Regions from separate parts of the Homo sapiens genome. Here region 2 is linked to region 1. Evidence: read pairs that join two places in POLR2A ChIA-PET (ENCODE). Cell type or tissue: Panc1. All regions are shown on one strand. Each heading gives the region's core, and the rest is flanking DNA. Links, peaks and the distances in the headings are about the cores only. Region 1 overlaps LOC107986081 (a long non-coding RNA gene). Region 2 overlaps LOC124909489 (a long non-coding RNA gene).

Region 1 (11,440 bases), core at 5,664-8,163:
CTCATAGAAAATAAAATCTGGGAGAATGTTTATCAAAATCTTAAAAGATACTATTTCTACACGGTAGATTAAGACTGACATTTGTATTTGCTTACCCACATTTTCAATTTTTCTTCTGTAATAAACATGCATTCTCATTGTAATAAAAATGTTTTAAAATATTTCAAAGAATTCCAGAGCCTTGCAGGTGATGGGATGGGGTAAAACCTAAGGGTGACATCTGAAAGCAGCCAGGCAGTGGGAGAGGGCGTAGGTGCTGATTGCTGTGGACAAGGTCTGAGGGCACCCATGGTGTGCCATGGGGTGTTGGCAGAGACTGCCTGAGACAGCTCGGAGATCAGGAAATAAGACATCCCTCTGCCAGTTAAACCATAAAGCATGCAAAAATGGATCCACACAGAGAAATGCCAAGTCACCTTAAAGAGGCAGGAGGGCTGCAGCCCAGACTTGCTGTGATTGGAGGAATTCAAGAGCTAGAGGCAGTGTGTGTTGGGGGCGGGGAACACAGGGGGAACAAGAGAAGAGGGAACGAGAGGCTTGTGGGGTTGGGAGCAACAATAAGCGTCTGGAAGGGATGGTCTTGTGAAAACCAAGCTGCCGTTTGATCCAGACGTCTTGGAAAAATACAAAGTCCCTGTTAGCCTCTTAGGCTTGGCTGCATTTTTGTAAAAAAAAAAAAAAAAAAAAAAAAAAATGGGGAAGCCTTCTGTTTTTCTTTCCTCTTGTTTGTTTATGGTAGAGAAAAATGAGGTTCCTGTGTCTAGACCAGAGGGAAAGGGGGTAAAGACCATGAAGAGCCATGCTGGCCACCTGATGGGGCCACAGGCACTGAGACCTGTCCTTGGTCAGCCAGCATTGGGAGAGGTTTGGGGAGCGTGTGCTTGAGAGAGGGCCGTCATGCAAGAGGGGTCCATCAGCATTGAGGGAGGGGAGGCCTGGGGATAAGAAGGATGAGTAGATGCTCCCCAGGGGTGGGGAGAGCCCGGCAGCCTTCCAGTACAGTCATCTCCAGGACTGCAGAGAAAGCTGCTTCCTGTTCTGGGCTCTGTCATACCCCCCTTCATTACTCCCCAGCCTCAATCAGATTCCATGACACACAACAGCATCCTGTTAGCAGTGCTTGGGGGAATGAAGACAGAGGGTGGTGACTACATGAGAGGGAAGGACAAAAAGAGGGGGCAGCAGCCCAGGTGGGGAGAAACAGGGGGCAGGCTTCAGGGAGTTTGAGACAAACTCCCTTTTCTCAAAAAGAAAGGGAAAGAGGAGCAACGAAATACAGGGAGGCTAGCCAAGGGGAAGACACAGGCAATGATAATTGTCATGTACTCTTTTCTGAGCAACAGCTCCCTCACATAGAGCAGGAATCCCGTGGCTCTTTAAGGAGGAGGTATAAGACACTGATTCTGAATCGACCCTACAAGGGCTGGGGTGGCAGGCATTCCAGGCAGATCTTAGATGATGAGGCTTAGAGAGGCCCAAGGTTACGCAGCTCAAACATGAAAGAGACGGGGTTGGAACGTGGCTCCACCTGACTTCCAAGGGCAGCATGTCTCTTATTGCACCACAAGGCTGCCCGTGATGCTGTTGCCTCCAGCTCTGGCAGGGCAACATGGAGTCCTGACCCACAAACAGTCCTGTCCTTCTCTTATCACTGCTGAAGCTCCAGGACTCAGCCATTATGAAATCCAACCAAGCTTCTGGTGGTGAGTGCCTCATTACCCTGTAATCCCCGTTTATAACAGAGGTTTTCTTCCCTGGAGAACATGGGCTGAGGATCCTTGGACATGAGAACCAGAAGTGCTGGCTAGTTCTGTCTCTCCCTGGAAACGTGGCCATCTCTTGGGAGTTTGCTTCCTGCAAGTCAGTCCCGGCACCTATCACCTTTGGGTGTTGTACCAGTTGCTGCTTTGCTCTGCCCAAGCTCCTTGGATCCCCTTCACCATTTTTGTGCCCATAGACACCTCTTGTGCTTTCTCCTTAACAGCCAGCATCTGAGGACAGCTCTCAGGCTGCTGAAACCCACTTTGCCTGTGTGCATGGAGAGCTGGAAATGCCTGGGATGTGCCTCTTCCTGGGGCTACCTGTGACTAATGACTGATCAATCCCCAGCTTCCCCCACCCCCAGACACTCTGAGGTGTCACCTGCCCTATCTCCAGAGCTCACCTGGGGGAAACAGCCAAAGTTACCCTCCAGGCAGGATGTCACACTCCTGCTTCTTGGTCCTACTTTCCCACTTGCCTACCCGTTTTTCCAGGGAACAATTGCTAATAAATCTTTTTCAAATGAATTGCTTCCAGATGAATCCTCATCTCAGGGTTGGCTTTGGGGAACTCAAACTAAGACAGTTATATTAACAAATCTAATTGCTGAGCCTCCAAAGCTGAGAACCAGCAGACTGGTTCCATGGGCTGAATTTGGCCAGCAGTTGTATTTTGTTCAGCATGCCTCCTCATCCCTCCTGATCTCTTCTCAAAGCAAACACTCTGTTTGCCATGTGGAAATAAAATTCTTGACCTTGGCTAATAGAGTGCTTATCAACTGTGTTGATCCTTCACAAAGAAAAGCAATGCATGTGGCCACCACATAGCAAGTGCTTCAAGAGCCACTAGTATCTCCTGCAAACTTTGCAATTACCTGTGAGAAAGAAGCTAACATCGTCTGATTTTAACTGATGAGGATTCTGATTCATAAGGGCTTGTTTACCCAGTTTCATATCTGGGGGCCAGCAGAGATGGGGTTTGAACTGAGGCAATTTGACTCCAAAAGACATGTTCTAACCACTGTGTCACATAGAGACCCGGGAAACCCACGCCTGCCCTCCTGGCCCCCAATCAAGGCCATCTCATAACTGGTGGGATTTTCACCTGGTTTTTGAAACTTCGATTTGGTTTTTGCTTGTCTCTTTCCCTATTATTTACTTTCTTTCTTTCAACAGCTTAGGGCTTGATTTGGGTAGGCACAAGAATAAAAAATGATTGAGGACGATGTATTTTTGGAGGAATTTGTATCTTTCTGTAAAAGAAAAGACTAAGCATCTACATATATTTAAATTCTCAAATTGCAAAGTGGCAGTTCCTGGGACCCAGAAATTCCACAGAATTTCTAAGGCTGCTTCCAGAAACTGGACCTTTATGTGCATGGGGCTGTGGGTGAACCAGAGCAAGTCGTCAGGAGAGGAAATCTGCCCCCCTCCCCACCTTGTGCCACTCCTCCTCCAACAAGCTGTCAACTCTGCAGTGGAGAACAGTGCCAGCCTGCAGGCTTTCTGTTCCCAGAGCTCAGGGGATGACTCAGTTACTGAGGTATTTCCTTTTTTCATAAGCCTACCATGCAGAGATTTTCAAATTATTTCCCTGAAATGTTTCTCCCCTCACCTTTGCTGCATGCCTTGTCTCCAGAAGGCACAATTTTCAATAGATTCTTCCTAACAACGTACCAGCCAGCATCTATTAGGCTCTTCTTAGATGCCAGACACCCAGCTCAGCATTTCATATCTGTCAGCCCAGCGCTCCCTCACAGCCACACTGGAAGGTCTGCATACTAGGCTTCCCATTTTCTGGATGAGGAAAAGGAGGCCCAGAGAGTTTGCCCAAGGCCATTTTGTCCAGAAGTAGCAGAGGTGGAGCTCAAACCCTTGCCAGTTTGCTCAAACCCTTTAACCACTCTGCTATACTGCCCCATTACTATTAAAATATTCTTTTTATCCATGGTAGATTGTATTACTTGTCTGAAATCGTTGCTACCCTCCTATCCCTTGATATGACTTTCCCGTGGGCAGATCCTCTACCCTTAACTTTGGCTTTGGCCATATGGCTTGCTTTGGCCAATGGAAAGAGGATGGAAGTTAGAGTGTGTCATTCTGAGCTGAGGCCCTAGGCAGATAGCACGTTCCTGCCAGTCCTCTTGGCATTTCCACTCTCTGCCACAAGAAAAGCACATTCCTGAAGCCAGCTTGAGCCCCAGCAGAAAGCTGGGACAGCTCACTCTACCTGTGGGACAGTCTTGGTCCCAACCTGATGCCCTGAGTGAGCCCCTCTCATCTAAACTTGGCTGAGTCCAGCCAAGACCAGCCAAAGCACAGCCAACCAGCACATGGTGGGTACAAAATCAGTGGTTGCTGTAAGCTACTGAGCTATCAGGGCTGTTTGTTATGGGTCATTTTTGCAGCAAACCTCTCATCAATATATGTATTATCATTCTAGTCTAGCCAGTGCCACATGGACCGGCTCTCAGCATCATGGTGGTGGAGTGCAGGATCACACTCTCAGGGAATGAATGGGTCTGTGAAATCATCTGACCCGGCTCCCCTTCCTAGCCTTCATCCCTCCCTGCCTCCTAAGGCAGACCTCTTCTTCTCTGGACACTCTGAAAGGAAGTCTTCCCTAGGTTGAACTTTGAAAGTCTGTGTTCAGCCAACAATTCATGATTCCTGCCTCTTCTTCATAAGATTGGCACCTGAGTCCCTCACAACCTTTGTCACTCTCTTACAAGCACACTTCTGCTTGTCAATGTCCCTCCTAAGCTACGGGTAGGGCCACTTGCTGGTTTGCTCTCATATCCCTGCCGTGTCCTGTTTCCCATTCTTCTCTGCATCGTAGAGGGGTGAGCCCTGCGAATGAGTGTCCTGGAGTTCTTGCTCACTGGCTTGCAGATAGGTGTGGCTATCAAAAGGCTCTGGGGAGAGATTGGGAGAGGAGAGACAGGGAGGAGCCAGGGTACTTCTCCCCACTATCCCTGCTCCAGGTAGTGTTTCTGGCAATGGCTGAATGTTCTCCATGGGTCCAGCTCCTTCTGTCAACAGGCCTCCCACTGTATCCTCTCCTTCCAAGTCCTATCTAGTGGCCCCTAGAACCCAAGTTTGGGAGTATCCCCTCCTCCTTTGACCCTTCCAGCCCAAGGGGTGATGGTGGCTTCTAGTTGTAGCTAAACTCTCGGTTGCCTCTCCTTCTCCTGTTTCTTTTGCAGCTAACTCTTCTGACCCTTTGCCCTTCCCATATTAAATCCCCCTCATCTCAACTACTTGGCCTGGACCATTCTGTTTTCCTCAATGGACATTGACTAATACAGCCTCCTGACTTTTCAGGGATTCATCTCACATGATATACAACATGCCCACCCTTTATGCAAACAGAATTTACATGTGAAAATAGGACATGAGTTGAATTGCAGTTGACTAGCTAACAAAATGTTAAATTTTGTAGCTGTTTAATTATCAATATATTAATTTCGAATAAAGTTTTATTTTAGCACTGTTTTGCCAACATGTTTTTCCCTAGCCCTTGGGACACTTTTGTAGCCCTTAAAAAGCTCATGGGCTCTGTGGACAAAATCACTCTGATGGTGGTGACTGAAGTAAACAAAGATCAGTTGCAAGAGACTGTCTACTCCAGAGAGTTGCTCTCTCAGTGAAAAGCCAAGAGGAAAAGGAACCCAAATCTTCACTGTTGGGTGCCATTTTGCCCAGAAATTCTCTACTTTCCCATCCAATAAGACAGTGTTTTTATCCTTTAAGAGGCCCAGAGCTCTGAAAGACTTTGTGTCTATGAGATGGAGTTTCTTCATGATCTGAGAGGCAAGAGGATTGTAAATGTGTCAATGGAATTCAGATTTCCCAAGTTGCCCAACCACTATAATACAGTTAAAAGCAAAACTCCCCTGGAAGGCTGCCGAGACTCTAAGGCAGGATGCTGCACAGCCTTGAGAAGACAAACAGCAGCTCTGACAGCCCCTCCTTTGCAAATGGATTTGGCTCTGTGAGCTGGGCTCCACAGCACGGTGAGACTTAGCCCTGCTACTGAGCTGTGTGGCTCATCCTGGTAGGAAAATGGCCACACCTGGGAAAAGAAAATGCTGCTGAGGCCTGAGGCCAGCACCCAGACACTGAGCCCTGAGTCTTCTCATCAGGCCGATGGGAAGAGTTCATCTCGTCAGCCAGATGAGGAGCTGGGCCATGGCAAACACATGGGGCTGTGGCCAACTCAGTGGGCACAGCAGGGCTTGGTATGAAACACCCACCAGTCTGACCAGTCACCCCCCCACCCTTGCTTCTCCGCAGCTGGTGGCACTAGGGAATTTGATTCTGTGACACCCCCACTGCCCCTGCCCGCCCGCCCGCCCATTGTGGACAGCAGTGGGAATGGAGATGAAAGCCTCTTGGTTGGAGAGAGACCCATTGGGAATAGTGCTGAAGACAGAACTAAGCTAATACAGCACGTCACATAAAGAAGAAGGAATGGGGAGGGCCTGGCTCAAAGGGGACATGAGTCCAGTCTTTAGCCATTCGAAGGACATTAAGCAAGAAGGCTTTATTGAGCACCTATCCAGTGTCTTCCCCTTTCACCGGCATGCCCCTGGGCTGCTGACCTCACTGTATTTTCCAGAACACCCCTGAGCTGAGAAAAGTTGGACCAGTGAATGTGCTGTTGTATAATATGCCCTTGTTTATGTGATGGGGAGTTGTCATCCAGGGGTTAAGGCCAGAAAAGTGGCAGATCACGGGAGCCAGGCAATAAGAGGTGCTTGAGATGGAATAAAATGGAGCAAATTAAATTTACCAGAATTTTTAGGAAGCAAAGATGCCAAGCAGCATGTGTTTGAAATGAATCTTCTGCTACATTGCCTGTGGGGAGGAAAGCTGTGTTCCCCAGGGACATGCTCTACTGCCTAGTGGCTGACTCAGGTGGTCACTCAGTAAGAATTTGCTGAAGAAATGCTTGGGAAACACCAGAGGTTCTCTAAACAGCCTCCCAGGGTGTAGGTCCCCCTAAGTGAGGGCTTTGGTTTAGCTGAGTAAGAGGTGAATGCCAGTGCTGTTAATAATCTTCTTCATTCCCACCACAGAGCTCAGCCTCACCCTTAAATCCACCTTGAACAAATATTTGCAGAATATCCTATGCATGGGGACCTCACTCTTTGCCATTCCAGATCACTTAGGTCAGGCATGGTCAGAAGTCAGAGTTCCAGGATGGGAAGACTAAGCTCTGCCTCTAGCCAGCTGTGTGACTTTGGGTCTTGACCTCTGTGGGCTTCAATTTCCTTATCTGCAAAATCATGGTCTAAGACTCAGACTTGAAGCATTGCTCTGGGCTTTTCTTGAAATCAGGCAGGCAGCACTTGCTGAAGACAATGCGTTTGAGATCCCAAGAGGCTAAGAGGTGAGAGTGAATGGAAATGATAATAACTAATGCATGACCAGCATCTACATGAGCATGGAACACTTGTTAACCTGCTGCATTCTTACAGTGGCACCCATTTTGATCAATCGCTTCCTGTCCTCAGCCCCACTAAGGTGTGGGGCTAATGTCATATTTTCACAGATGAGAGGGAAAATTGCAAGCATTAACCTAAGACCAGAGACAGTAAGCAGGTGTGTGGACGAGGTACTGCCTGGTCTTTCGTAGCACAGGCCCACAGTGCTGGTTCTCCCTAGAAGGCGTGAGCATGTACCTGGATACCTGGCCACAGGACCTCTGGGCCAGCTGCTTCCTTCTTAGGAGTTGACACCCCCTCACATCCTCACTCTGCCGGGAAAGGCCTTGAGACAGAGAAGAGCCTGTGCTCACGGAGCCGGCCTAAGTCCTGTTTACCACTTAGTCGCAGCCAAATGGAATAAGTGCAGTATTGATTAATTGCAATTTTTTTGGAATACATATTCACTCTGATGTTTTATCATTAATGCATTAAGAAGCTGAACAAGCAATAAGACCAAATGGACTTCAAAACACAGCAAAATTTCCATCCAGTGCGGTCTGATTTACAGCCATTACCTCCTGGCACAAGACAGCCCCCATTATAGCCCACACCTTGGCTGAAACTTGAGAGGTCTTTGTTCTTAACCTTACTTATTTATTTCCTCCAACAGCAGGTATACTCCGGCTTTGTGCCACAGGGCAGGACCTTCCTGGTGATGGGGTACATGTGCTGGAAGGCTGGACAGAGGGAGAGGAGTCAGCTTCCTGCTGCATGCAGATGGGGGGACTGCAGACCCTGACCTGGTTATGGGGGAACATGGTGACCTCACCTCCCATCCTCCCCAGCAACAAGCTTCAGAGGGAAAGGAGGACTCAAGGGCCGAGTGACTCCAGCTCACTCTATCAACTCACTCTGCGCATCTGTCAGCTGCTGCAGTGCCCTGTGCGTCATGGCTGGGTTGGGCACTGGCTCTGTCATTAGCTGATGGCAAGAAAGACTGGCTGTTTTCTTTCCTGTTTGGGGGCCTCAGTTTCCTCATTCGCCAAATAAGGAAACTGGACTGGACAATTTCTGAGAGCCTTAAAGATGCAGCAGCTCATGACTCTTCCCTCTCTCCCTCCTTCTCTCCCTTCTCTCTTCCCTCTCTTTCTTCTTCCTCTTCCTCCTCTCCCGCCTTTTTCTTTGCAAAACAATTTTATTCTTGCAGAGTCTTGTCAAAAGCTCTCTAGGTGCACTGACTGGGGCAAAAATTGTCTAAAATAATAACAGCAGCAGCAAAAAAAAAAAAGAAGAGGAAGAAAGAAAAACACCACAACTATTTAAAAAGCACTTTTGCAAAGCTCAGATGTCAACAACGAAAACTTTGGGAAGGTATACTTAAAGGAGTTGGTGTTTTCAAAATTTAACCTAAGATATTCAGAGAGCAAGGAGGGACTTGGAGTCAGGTGGAGTCTGGGTCAGTGGTGTGGCCCATAGAACTGGCCATCCCAGAATGGAGCATTCTCTCCATTTCAGGGTTGCTTGTGGGGACTTGCTGTGTGTTGGTCACTCCCTGGTGGCAGGCCCTGTATGGGTTCCAAGGATGGCACTTAGAGAGGGATGAAGGGCAGCCACGGCTTCAAGAAGCTTCAGGAAAGCTGGACAAGTGGACTGTGACTGGCCAGTGTACTGTGGAGGTGGCAGAGGTGAGCCCAGGACACTGAGGGACCTCCCCAGAGCCACAGGCTGGGATGGGCTGGGTGGTGAAGGTTCAGTAGAACTGAAGTTAAATGTCAAGTGGGAGTTAGTTAAACAGGGATTGGGGCATTCCAAGGGGAAGCAAAAGACTGGAGGTCGGAGAGACCACCTCTGGGTCCAGAGAATAGAAAGTGAGGGCAGGGATGTCAAGAGATCATGCTAGACAGACAGGTAGGAGCCGACATCCGTGGGTGCTAATTTTATGTAGTCATAGTTGCAGGTTTTGTAGAAAGAGAGTGATCTAAGGTGCCCAGGGGGCATTGCGAGGGAGAGACATGAAACCAGGCTCCTATTTCATGCCATGCCCTCTCTGGGCCAAGTCTCCTCACCTGTAATGTAGTGCATGTGGATTCCATGAGGATTCATGTAAAGGGCTTGGGCCATGACAAACACTCAACAAAGGGTCACTCTGTCCTTTAGACTCAGTCTGTAAATGAGGAAAGCACCGTGTCCAAGGGCACAATCAGCATTGGAGTCCCATCCCTTCCAACTCCAAAATCCCAGCTCTTTCCTCTAGGCTGCATCATCTCCCTGATCAGCCTGATGCTCTGGCAGAATCTGGTGAGAGAGGCTGATATGGGGACTCAGGGAGTGGACATGGCAGGAAGAAGAATGGGAAGATCTTGCTGATTCTTTTGCAGGTAGAGTATGCTGACTTCAGGCCCAAGCATCTGCAATTACAAGGTAACCTTGAGCCAGAGGCCACATGACAGAGGTGCAGGGTAATGGCCTCTGAGGCCCCCATGTGCCGTTCCAGCCATTATGGAATGGAGCAGCATGAGGCCAGGCAGTCCTCCATCCCACCAGGGCGGGCAGTGGCCCCAAGTCACCCAGAAATGCCTCTGATGGGCATATTCTTCCAGCCTCCATCAGACCTCACTGCTCTCAGGAGGTCAGACACCTCCCCTGACTTCTCTCGCTGTGTGGCCGTGCTCACCACTTCCAACTGCCCCAATCTGGGAAGAGAGTCTCTCTGTTCATCTGGAATGCTGACGGGCCTCAGGAGCTGAGCCCCCTGCTGACTGGCAGATCAGGCCAGCTTAGTTGTCTCCTGGGGGATCCAGAGCAAGAGGTCCACAGGAGGAGCCTGGATGTGAAGGCAGATGGTGAAGGCTTCCCAAGTTTAGCCCAGATCCCCTTTGTTTGCAGGCCCCTGCACCCTAGCTGCAGTGAGTGTGGCTGCTGCCACAGCTGTGTGGATACAGGAACCATCTAACCCAGGAGTCTTGCTCACCCCAGTCCCTGCAGCCACAGGCCCCAACCCCGACCCCCACCACACACAAGTGATCCTCCCTCCTCCTCAGCCACCCAAAGTGCTGGGATTATAGGTGTGAGCTACCATGCCCAGCCTGCAGCCCTTTGTCTTAAGCCCAGATTAATGCCTGCTCCAGAGCTCCTGCAGTGGGAATGGGACTGCAGATAGACCCTGCCCAAGAGAACATCTTAGTTCTGTTCCTTCCCCCACCCCAGCCTCCTCCCTCGCTGCCTTCTCCAGTGAGCGCTCCCTCAACCAGGCACCTGCACAAGAATCCCTGTCTCAGGCTCACTTCTGGGGAACCTGACCTGAGAGACCCTGCAATGGCCACATTGCTTCTCCTCTCTACCCCAACCCCCACCAGACTGTCTGGCGCCAACATTTCAGACGCTCTGAATGGCCTGCCTTCGTCTACTCTACTATGTTGCTTCATCCCAGCCGGGCTTTGCAAACGCAGTTCCCTCTGCCTGAAATGTCCTCACCAACTTCTCATCCCAGTGAAAAACCCATCTTGAATATAACCCCTTTGTGGCACTTCCGCTGAGACACCCAACCATTTTGCATCTGCACTGGGCACTGAGCACATGGATCAGGCACCATGACTCTTACTTGTTTGGGAGGTGGGGTAGGGCACTGCTCCCTGTGACTGAACTATGAGCCCTCAGGACCCTTCACCGCTGCCAACATGCCCAGCACCCACCAGGTGCTGCATTGTGCTGGCTGGCTGCTGTGAATAATTTGCCGGCCTCCAGGTCTGCCCATCAGTTTGTCCCCACCCCTCTGTAGGCCTGCAGTCCTCCTCTTTGGCACCTGGACCTGTCTCCTTCGAGCCCACTAGGTCATATCTCCTGCCTGCTGCATCCTTGGGAGAGCCTTGGAAGAAAACAGAGCCTCATGGGGGTGGTGGAACTGGCCCCAAGCCACACAACCAGCAGGACAGAGAAGCAGAACTCTTGACCCCAAGACACCTTTATCCAAGATTGCCTAGGCTGATCTTGAACTCCTGGACTCAAGTGATCCTCCCTTCTCCTCGGCCTGCCAAAGTGCTGGGATTACAGGTGTGAGCTACCATGCCCAGCCTGCAGCCCTTTGTATTAAGCCCAGATTAAGCCCTGGGTCACTGCAGCTGAGGAAAAAGCGGTTGGCTCTACCAGAGCTCAGGAGAGGCCCAGTGTAATGGTGGGTCTTGTGGAGAGAAGTGGACCCTCTCGCTCCTTGTGCACCTGTTGCCAACAGCCCAGGCCCTCACAGACGTT
Region 2 (11,440 bases), core at 4,809-7,308, 140 kb before region 1:
ATGACCTTGAGCCATTGGCTTGCCCTCTCTGAGCCAGTTTCTTAATCTACAAAATGGTGGTAACAGTACCTAATGCATAGGTGGTTATGAAGATAAAATGAAAACATCCAAGTCAAGTGCTAAGCTCAGGAAATGCAACAAAGTGATAGTTAATAGCAGCAGTAACAACAAATAGTAGGGGTGGAGAGGCCAGCAATCCTCTTTATGTCCTAGATCATGATGCTTAGAGACCAGGTCTGTGACAGCCCCATCCTAGACTGAGAACCCTTTGCAGAATGACACAGCAGCCCATCTGGGCAGTGGGAAGCCGTTCTCACCGACTTCACACATTCCAAGAAAAGCTTGGGTTCATTAATGATTTAAGATTACAGTATTAGAAACAAGAGCCCCACATGGGAAGGACGATGGTTTTCTGTAACCCTGAATGTGGGCTTGAGTGCTCCATCAGCCAGTAGGAGGAATGGAGAGCCCACATCCGGGCATTCCCAATCCAAATGATATCCCTAGAGCCTGAGCCAGCTGCAGGGTGTGATCCTCAACTGAAGGGGACCCCAGACTCTGACCATCCTCTGCATGCCTTCTGGTGCCTTGGAACACAGCAGGGACTGCAGACCAAGGAGGCCGGAAGAAGTGACCTGAGGTGGTGGGGCAGGGTGGGGTTGAGGGGCAGATGGGACCACATGAACGAAGGCTCCTGCTGCAGGTTGCGCTCTCTCCAAAACCAAACCAGGTCTCTCTGAAGACAATTTCTTCAGGTCAAGGTGTCTGTGTGAGAAGTTCAGAGAGTGTTTGTGGGAAGTCCTCCCGGGTTGATGGAGCATTCGTGCCAACAGCCAGGGTTACAAAAACCCAGGGTCCTTCCGATGTGAGGCTGCCATTTCCAATACTGTAAAACCTTAAATCATTAATGAACCCAGGCTTCTCTTGGATTTGCGTGAGTCGGTGAGAATGGCTCCCCACTGCCCGCATGGACTGCTGTGTCATTCTGCAAAGGGATCTCAGGCTGGGCTGGGCCTGTCACAGGCCTACGACCATGAGACAGCTTCCTCGCCTCCCCCCTACCCTGCCACCCACGGACTCAACCACAGAGGCTCTGCCAGCCAGAGCAACCCTGCAGGCCCTGTCAGCTCCACCACCCACTCAGCACACTTGGACCGAACCCCAGGCTGCTGGGCCGGGCTCTGTGCGGCCTGGGGACAATGAATCCTCTCAGTGTGCTTCAAATCGAATGACCAAACACCCTTCTTAAAGCAATGCTGCCTGACCATTCTCAAGTACAGTACCTCCTATAAATAAAGACATAATGGTGCTAATGTGGACGACGGGGCCATTCTTGCACATGAAAGGCCTTCTCTGTGTGGGCCTGTTGTGAATTGTCCTTTTTCAGTAGCCTAATTGTCAGCCCAGAAACTGAGAGCAAAGCGGAGAAGAGATGTTCTTCCGGGAGGTGCCGGCCATGTTTGTGAGGAGGTGCTCACAGGGGGGCCACCCAGAGTCACCCACCTCCTGTCAGGCTTTGGGGCCCACGGAGCTGCCAAGAAAGAGGGCCTGGGAAGGCGGTTTGTTCAGTCCAGGGCCCGGTGTGCTCCTGGCACTGCAAGGGGCTGCAGCAGCCCCTGGGGAAGGGAGACCGGCCATGCTCTTCCTCCCAAAGCTGCCAAAGGGTCTCTTGGCCGAGGGACAAGTTCGGACGAGCTACTGCTCATCCTCATGGTCACAGTCCATTGTGGCTTTGCTGTTGTTTCCCTATGGGACTAGTTCTCCCTTCTCACTTGAGGCTGATGGATGATGGGAAAGCCTGTCAGTGTGCCAGCCCCGCAGGGATGAGCCTCAGCAGTCCCCACACCTAACTTCAGGACCTGCAACACAAGCTGCCAATGAAAGCCATGGAGGAGCCATGCCCCGGCCCAGCCAGCCTGGAGTGTGTGCGTAGGGGCACCAAGCGAAGAAAGTTCCCAGACAGAGGCAGAATGAGGATGGCAGATGAAGGCAGCCCAGCTGGGGACTGCAGCGCTGAGGATAGAGTTGAAGAGTCTGTGCAGGGCAAGGCAGGCCCAAGCACTGGCACTCTGGTCTCTGCCTGCCTTCTCTCCATTTCTACCCCACACTAAAATGCTTGACATTCTTGCAGTTCCTTGAATAAGCCCTGCCTTCGCACCCTCCCTCAGACCTCTGCACACATCCACATAGGGGTCTCTCAGCCTCTAATGCCTTCCTCCTCCTCCGTCACCAAGATCGAGCTTTGGAAGCTGCTCCATCCTGGCCCTCAGCACTCTGGGTCAACTTCCTCAAAGGCTCCTCTGCCAACTGGCGCCCACCCTTTCTCCCCAAGGAAACAGGAGAGCAAAGGCCATGGCCTCTGTCTCCCCATACTTGTCTACAGCAGGGGCCTGGTCCTCCCATATTCCCTGAGGGATCTCCTGGGAAGGGGAGGATGGCTTTGAGGGTGTGGTTTAGCTGTTAGAGGCCACCCTCAAAGCAGCAGCCCAAGAAGGGGGCTCACAGGGTACAGCCAGGATGGCTGAAACTGGAGACGCTAGACTAGCTGGATTGCGCTTCATGAGGTGTCCAGGCAGGTTGGCTGCGCTGGAGACGGCGGAGATGGGGAGACGATGGGGGTTAGTTACTGGCATCCTTTCCCCCTCCAGTACAGATACTTACCAGCCGTGTCTCAAAGTTATCATTCCCCCATAGAAGAAGGAGGTGCAGGAAGAAATTGTTTTCCAAAAGTATCACCAAAGCACTGGGAGGCTGCTCTGAGAATGCAGGTGTGGGTGAGGGAGGGAAGAGGTGACAGCAGGAAAGACAGAGCTCACCGGGGAGGACGATGCATGTGTGCATTTGCACGTGTGTGGGTATTGGGCAGGGCCAGTGAGAGGAGCAGCAGCAGTAGGCTGGGGGCACCAGAGGAAGGCTCCACCCACTCACACTCAGAAAATCCAAAGGCCTCTGGCACTGTCCAGGGCATCTGGTCAGGAGCACCCAAAAAACATGCCACAGGCAGCCTCTGCGAGAGCATGTGGTGCCCAGAGAGCTTGTACAAAGGCCTGCACATGGGAGGGGCAGACTGTGATTCCGGCCTGCAGGGGAATTGGAGTGGGAGCTGCCCCTGTGAGTACCCGCACATGAGCCAGGAAAGATGAGAAAAGAGGGCCAAAGACTAGAGGTGCAGAAGGTGGGGACACCTGGGGAATGAGAGGTTTGGACAAAGCCATTAGAGTAAGCTTGTAGGGTGACCTATAAACCAGAACTGAAGGGAGAGACAGATCAGCAAACCAGAGGAGGAAGGCAGATGGGCAGCCAGACCACGCGGTGAGGCCCAGGATACAGAGCTAGGAGGGCACAGCGAGCAGGCCCAGTGTGGCAGGAGGACGTGGCGGCTGGGAAGGCAGGTGTGGGCAGATGGGGGAGATGTGCACTGTCCTGTCTTCGCCAAGAAGCCCTCCCACGTTTTCAGTGGCACACGTTCTGTGAGCCAACCTATGCTTCAGCAGCTGGGGAAGGATGACTGGACAAAGACACAATCTGAGGAGGCAGAAGCCAACTGAGAGCATTGTGAAACAGCCCATGTACGAGACGGTGCAGGCCTGAATGAGGCCAGCATCAGAGTGACCAGAGAAGCCAGGCATTGCAGGGGACCACGGGGGTGGAGGTGGCAGGACTCAGGACCAAACTGGACTGTGGGAGGAAGAACAGCAGAGGAACACTGAGATTTGTACCCCAACTCGCAGGGAGAAGCATGGCAGGGTGACTGACTCAGGTTCACCCATGCTGACGGAAATGCCCACTGGGAACTGCAGAGCTGGATCTGGAGGGGTCACTGCTGGACACAGGCCTCAGGGTCATTTGCCCAGGGGATAGAGCAGAAGTGGTGAGGCTGCAAAGGAGGCAAGGAAGAAGCATGGGACCAGCTAGGGACTGAAACACAGCACCATGCCCAGGAGGGCCTGATGCATAGCGGTTACACAGCAAATGCATACAAGTGAGGAGGGTGGGGCAGTGGACATCCCAGCCTAACGCTCATTGCATACCCTAAAACCCCTCAGAAGTACCTGGGGGGTGGGGCATGGTGGCTCCTACCTGTAATCCCAACACTTTGGGAGGCCAAGGAAGGAGGATCACTTGAGCCCAGAAGTTCGAGACCAGCCTGGGCAACATAGTGGGTCCCCATTTCTACAAAATATTAAAATATCAGCCAGGCGTGTTGACATATGCCTGTATTCCCAGCTACTTGGGAGGGTGAGGGAGGGTCGCCTGAGCCTGGGAGGTCAAGGCTGCAGTGATCTGTGATCACACAACTATATTGCAGCCCAGGTGACAGGGCGAGACCCTGTCTCAAAAAACAAAAAAGAAAAAAATTCAAACAAAAATGATACCTAGGGGACTTCACATCTGTCAGTGTTTAGGTCCTTCCCTGAGACTGAGTCAGTCTGGGGTGGTACCCCGACATCAGCATGTTGGAAAAGCCCAAAGATCATCATAACCATAAAGACAGATTTCAGAGGACTGAGAGAAATGTTAATGTTTTAATTCTACAAATGGAGGTAGGGACAGGAATTTGTTTAATAATACTTTTTTTTTTTTCCTAAAGTATCTCCTGGGTGATTCCGAGGCATGACTAGTTTGGAGGATCCTGGTTCTAGGGGGAAAATAGTGGGGCGTAGGCTGTGGGCCTCTGGAGGACAGTGACCTGCCTTACCCCCCTCAGTCCCCTAGTTCAGTGTCTGTCTCTCCCCACACAGGTCTCAGGCTCCTGTGTGTGTCAAGCAGCATGGGGTCACCCTGGGCAGGACAAAGGGAATGGTCACAGCTGCAAGGCATCCTTCACTGTCTTCTCCTCCCCACACACCCATTTTTAAGGTCCTACAATGGTGCAAGCAGAAGAAACGCTCCCCCATGAGTAAATCCACTCACCTGGGGACTCTTGTATTCCTCAACGGGCTCTGAAAGCTTCCTGGTCAATCTGAAGTTGGAAGACTCACTATAATTTATGAGGAAAGACTTACCTAGTTTGAGTGAGAGATCTGTCTGTGGGTAAATGAATTGTCACAACTTCTTAACTGGTCTTGCTCAACTGAGGTTAGTAGTACTTGCTTTTTAAACACACTCAAGGTAAATTTCTTTCAAACACAGGGGTCGAAATGCAAGTCAGATGGCAAAGTTTTACTGTGTGTGACACCAAGGTACGTGGTGACAAAGAGAAGATAAAACAGTAGTGGGTACTTCTCTGGAAGGGCGAATCCAGACTTCTGTCCCTAAACCCCTTCTCCCAAAGCCAGAACTCTATAAGCACTTTGGATGTGCCCTCAAAGCCAGACAAACTAGTCAAGACCTGGAGAGGCTCTGGGACAACTGAGACTGTCCAGCTGGGGACTGAGTCTGAGAGCAGCAACGCACTGTGTCCAGACTAGGAGGATTCAGTTCTATTTAAAAATGTGGCTGGGCGTGGTGGCTCATGGCTGTAATGCTGGCACTTTGGGAGGCCAAGGCGGGCGGATCACGAGGTCAAGAGATCGAGACCATTCTGGCCAACATGGTGAAATCCCGTCTCTACTAAAAATACAAAAATTAGCTGGGTGTGGTGGCGTGCACCTGCAGTCCCAGCTACTCAGGAGGCTGAGGCAAGAGAATCGCTTGAACCCAGGAGGCGGAGGTTGCAGCAAGCCAAGATCGTGCCATTGCACTCCAGCCTGGGTGACAGGGCAAGACTCAGTCTCAAAAAAAAAAATGTAAATGCAAAAATCCAACAAGAACCACTATGATTTGCAGGGCAGCTGTGCAGTGTCCACCAGGTTGAGAGCGCACCATGGTCAGCACTGACCAGTCTCCAATTTCTGGAGTATGTGCTGCCATGGCTTACACTGTCCACAAAGAGGACTTCACAGCAAAGTGACTCATTTTCATGATTTTCTAAGGCTACTCTATCCAACACAGTAGAGCCACTGGATATGTGTGACTTTTTAAGTTTAAATTTTAATTAAAATTAAATAAGATAAAGAAATTCAGTTTCTCAGTCACACTGGCCACATTTCAAGTGCTCAGCAGCTAAAAGTGGCTAGTGGCACTCACTGGAGAGCAGAGATATAGAATGTTTTCTTCACTGCAGAAGGCGAAGAAAATTCCATTGTGCAAAAAACTCCATTGGACAATGCTGTTCCAGATACAGGCTCTATAAGGAACCTTGTCAGCCTCATGTTTAGATCTAGAAAAATTAAGAATATTTAGTAATTGTGGCCACCATTAGTGGCATCCCTTGGCTATTACCAAAAAAAAGAAAAGAAAAGAAGTGAAGGAGGAGGAGGAGGAGGAAGAAAGAGGAGGAAGAGGAAGAAGAAAAGAAAAAGAAAGAAAGACAGAAAGAAAGAAGGAAAGAAAGAAAAAGAAAGAAAAAGAAAGAAAAAAAGAAAAAGAAAGAAGAAAGAAAGAAAGAAAGAAAGAAAGAAAGAAAGAAAGAAAAAGAAAGGAGCTGCTTGAATATAACAGATTTTCCTGCATTTACTAATATCTCCAAAGAAAAAGAAACAGCAGCCCAACATCCCAGCTCTATAAATACTGGGCTAAGGAACATCTCCTAAGGGGTTTAATGAAGGCTAGAGCTTTCAAGATGTAGCTAGAGCTTCTGCTGAGCTTAAATTTCATGCTCCCAAAAATTATTTCCAGGGATTATATTAGAGTGAGAGAGTCTGACAATGCGGCTCTGTAGTAGGTGTCATATTTTTAAGCTTTATTTTGAATTCTGCAATCTTTTGTTTTTAATAAGAGAGAAATGGTTTTGAAGAACTTGTGAAAAAGCACAAGTGTCTGCAGTGGTATAACAAGAACATACCAACAAAATGGTAAGTATGAAAAGAGTGTAGCTACCTTAATGGAAAATAACACTGGCTATTCAAATCCTCGGGGACAGAATTCATAGAATGGGCACCCCCTCTGCTTGGATGAAACAAAATCAGGTCCGTTAGACACTGGGTTTGCATGTCCAGTTGTCACATGTCAGTGTGACCAAAGCACAATCTGAAGTGGGCCAAGACCACAGTAAGGTGGAGAAAGAAATTGAACTGGAAAATAGGATCAACTGTTTCCACTGGATTTTCTGATTTTTAAAAATCAGAATTTCACTCCTTCAAATGTACTCACATGCACACCCCAAAACTAAAACCAACAAAAAACTACCACCCATTACTTTTCCACCAAATTCCTACACAATCATGGCGGATCTGCCTATCATTAAGAAAATAACTTTTGCCACAGCATGTATATCAAACAAAAACTAAGCAGGGGAAATAGTCAAGCCTGTCTTCTTTAATGTCATAGGGCATGAGATCACATCTAAGTATTGCTTTTCTAGTGAAACAAGAATGGTTTAGGCTCATTTGAAATGGCATATACATTTAAGTACAGTTAAATATAACATTTCAATATACTTGGGATAAGTATGTTATACTTATATATGTATATATGTAATATGTATATTAATATAATCAATAAACATAACCTAATAAGTAACCTGGCTGGCCATAACCCCTAAGTTATTCTCCTCTTTTAGAGGATATATATTCTTAAAAGGCACATGGAGGTGCACTAAAGGTTTTTTCTGAGTTATAATATTTCCCTTAGTGAAACTAACTTAATATAACAGGGCGTAAGCAAATCATCTTGTTGATTTTGCCTTAGCAACAATTAAACCTGAATATAAACTTTATATTAAATATAAAGCTAAACTATTAAAAGTAATATATACCAAATTACTACTTTGCTAATAACTGAATTAGTTCATTGCAATTTTTCTTTACCCAGATGTTTTTCATTAAAGTGAAAAACAACACAATTTTTTAAAAGCCTATTATCCTTAATCCATGGCATCACCTAGTTCTTATTTAAATCACTGTAGGAAGAAAAAGTAGTTCCACTGCTGTGCTTGTATTAAATGAACATAACTTTAAATACGCCGTATCTAATGGAAGAGAGCTCTGACTCTTTGGTTTCTGAAAATGACAGCAGTTGCAAAAAACCCAAAAATACAGGAGTTCCAGTCATTTCCTAGTCTTGCTTTGGCATATATAAAAATCAAACCCTAGGAATTATTTAGTGTAATGTCCATTTCTGTGAAATAGCTATAAATTCAACTCTATTTTCCAAATTTATGCTTAATATTTTTTAAGTGATTTAAAAGTCTTACCAAGAACCTGGCAAGTATATGGATGTTGTTTTTAATTCTACTGATAAGATATATATAAAAGATATGTTCTTTAACTTGTTCTATTTGTCTTTAAATATTCTCACTGTAAGGGCTGGGCATAGTGGCTCATGCCTGTAATCCCAGCCAAGGCGAATGGATCGCCTGAGGCCAGGAGTTCGAGGCCAGAAGTTTGAGCCCAGCCTGATCAACATGGCAAAACCCCATCTCTACTAAAAATACAAAAATTAGCTGGCCTGGTGGCACATGCCTGTAGTCCCAGCTACTCAGGAGGCTGAGGCACGAGAATTGCTTGAACCCAAGAGGCGGAGGTTGCAGTGAGCCAAGATCACACCACTGAACTCCAGCCGGGGCGACAGAACGAGACTCTGTCTCCAGGAAAAAAAAAAAAAAAATTCTCACTCTAAGATATTAAGGACTGGTGAGAAGGCAATCTATTAAAACTGAGTATTTATATTACCAAGCTGGATATGGTATTTCCAAAAGATGTTAATATCTTTTCAACAGAAAATAGTTCATGTAACTTCTTAGTTCATATTACTCTTTCTCCTTTCAGTTAATCAAAATAAATTAGTAAAACTATTCAAAATTTAAGACAACAGCAAGGCCTATAAATGCAGTTTTCAGTTTCAAATTTCTCTGGAAATTTTTTTCTTTCCAATTTTTTTTCCCTGGGATTTAATTTTTCCCATTTATTGGTGACATCCAATAAGTCCCAGTTTTAACATTTGCAGACATACATTTCTCTGTAGGTTAAAATTAATGAAGCATATTCAAACAGCTAATTCCTGAGTTTAAAGTTCTTGTATCACCTAGCTTCTGCTTAAATCTCAAAAGCATAATTTCCCAAGCTTAAGCTATCAAATTTGATTGCCTCTTCGTGCAAAAAGCCACATACTACAAATAGTTTCTAATTGGTACAGAACTATTGGTACATATATAAGGAAATATATGGATATAAGATTTTACTTCTAGAAGATATTACTAAAATACATAACACTCGTGTAATTATATATTGTTAAACCTCCGCAACTGGTTAGTTCTCAGATAATCCCATTTCTCAGCATATTTACATTCTCTGTGACTGCTAATCAAAAACCTTAAAAAGCAAATTGGAAGCATTTCAGTAAAATAGATGAAAATGGCAAAAAATCTTGCTATGGAAAAACAGTATGTATGATCAGGGCTTGATGTCATGTCTTTTATATCTTAATAATGTCACTTGTCCTATTTTGCATCTGTAGTAAGCAGATTCCTCTGGCTATCATATTTGACCTGAGGCTAAAAAAGTGAAAACTCTGACATAAAACAGTTTTTAAAATCTTGAGATATTGTACAAGGACTGAAGGAGATGTTTGTCCAGGGTACCATTATTATTAATTTTTTTGACTATAAAAAAAAAGAAAATTAGAACCCTGTTAGCAAAGAGCCAGTTGATTTCATTCATTTACAGGAGATGAAGAATTCCTGATGGAAGTTGAGTTGCACCCCACTTAGCAGACTGGGAAAAACGTGATGTACCCCACACTGTCCTGGCATGAAGCAGGGTTACAGCTAATATGATAGATACCCCCATGTTTCCAAACAATCAGCCACAACGAAGTCGGCTATCAAGTCAGCTGTATAAAGTAACCCAAAATATCACTTTCCCAGACATATCTACCGTCATAATGACTGCTGTATCAGGAAAATTGATTTTAAAGAATTACATATAAAACTTTAAAAGAGAAATTCCTTATCATTCAATGGGAAACTTAAAAAAAGAAAAAAAGATTTGGCTTTCCTAACGCATGGCTACTCCTCTGCTCAGTTGTTCTTAAAAATAATTTATGTAAAGCAGACTTTTCTCTAAATATACTGTGCTCTCCCATATACACACTGAAAATGATATTTGCATACAGTGAGTGTATGCACTGATACACACATGGTAAAAATTTAAAAAATATGGACTGCATAAATCAGTAGCTGATTTTAAATACACACCAACTTAAACAGATTTGTTTGCAATTTCTGAATTTCTCAGGTAGAAAAGCTCTTTCTTGCTGGCTGTAGTTCTAGAAGATGCTTATACTGTATAGAGTGTACAAAAATGCTTCCCACATAAACAAAGAAAGTTTCCAGGATCTTGGTATTCTAACCTTGCCTTTGCTATTAAACACCCACCAGATGAATATGATGGAGACGAGCAAAATCAGTCTGTCATGCTACAGTAAACATGGTATTTTGTGTGCGGCCCAAGACTTTTTTTTTCTCATGAATATAAGTCACCTGCCATTTATTATGAGATTTTTCCCCGATTGACACCCCATTATGTATATTCAGTCAAGCTCAAATGAGATTTCAAGTGATCAATATACTATCTGCGCCAAAAGTCTATCAGCAGCTCTAGCAATAAACTCTGCAGAGAAGCAAAAATGGAAGTGATATTTAGTGAACTGAATTACATGAAAATCTATGTTTTGGGAAAGGGAGCACAGACAGGAAGGCAGAAAAACAAGGGATAAGAGAAGGTAGAAGAGATATTTTTCCTAATAAAAATCAGCTTTCTATAGCCTGACCACTGATGAAATGCATCGAATGCCTAAGAAGTTCTCAAAAATATCTCAAATCACATGTTGAGATTTCTAAAGAGGTAGGGAGGGGTCCAAATCAGCACTAGGTTCCTTTCAGAGACTGAGAGTTCACTCTTTAAACAGCCATACTTGGAAGTACTTGATATCCTTCAAATGGAAAAGGTGGATCCAGCCCTGGGAAATCTGTAAAATCCCTAACCATTCAAACTCTGTGTGAAACAGCAATGGCTTCCCGTACACTTTAACACTTTCCATTTTATAATTTACGTGTACCAGATCCTAACAGCCTAAACGTCATCAGCTGGGTTATAGCATTTTGATTAACGTACATTCGGTAAGAAAGGTAGCTTGACAGTAGCCATAGGATTTCATCGGGCCACCCCCCACCCCAAAAACAAAACAAAACAAAACAAAACAAAAACCTCTGTTTCTGGGCCTGGATGTTTCTACATATCAGAAGCCATCTGCTTGAACCAAGAGAAGATTAGAACAGGCAGGGCCACACAGAAACGTATGACATCTGGGGAAGTGTCAATTCAGCATTACCCAAGCACCAAAGGTTCGTATTCTATTACCATGAAAATAACATGGGGGCAGTGGGGGTGCACAGGAATCAATGGCTGTGATTGCAGTCATATAAAGTTATGCTGCTGGGTAGTGAATAAACGTTCAT

What was found. Peaks named below come from ENCODE experiments on the same cell type or tissue, not always from the same donor. Only the 100,000 strongest peaks of a DNase experiment are listed, where the experiment ranks them.
Region 2: POLR2A ChIA-PET joins it to region 1 with 7 read pairs; 7 of 35 experiments call an interaction of 5 or more read pairs at or near these places.

What each region holds. Positions count from the first base shown.
Region 1 is chr3:43,862,131-43,873,570 of GRCh38, reverse strand. All of the region lies in intron 1 of LOC107986081 (a long non-coding RNA gene), which reads left to right. Among named protein-coding and RNA genes, the nearest start is that of ABHD5, 180 kb to the right of the region's middle. In Panc1, for the core only: no CTCF peak of the experiment used is centred there; a DNase peak (open chromatin) is centred at 6,850.
Region 2 is chr3:44,003,848-44,015,287 of GRCh38, reverse strand. The region is part of intron 2 of LOC124909489 (a long non-coding RNA gene); the gene reads right to left. Among named protein-coding and RNA genes, the nearest start is that of MIR138-1, 100 kb to the left of the region's middle. RefSeq lists an enhancer at 632-1,381. In Panc1, for the core only: no CTCF peak of the experiment used is centred there; no DNase peak of the experiment used is centred there; H3K27me3 peaks cover 178 bases.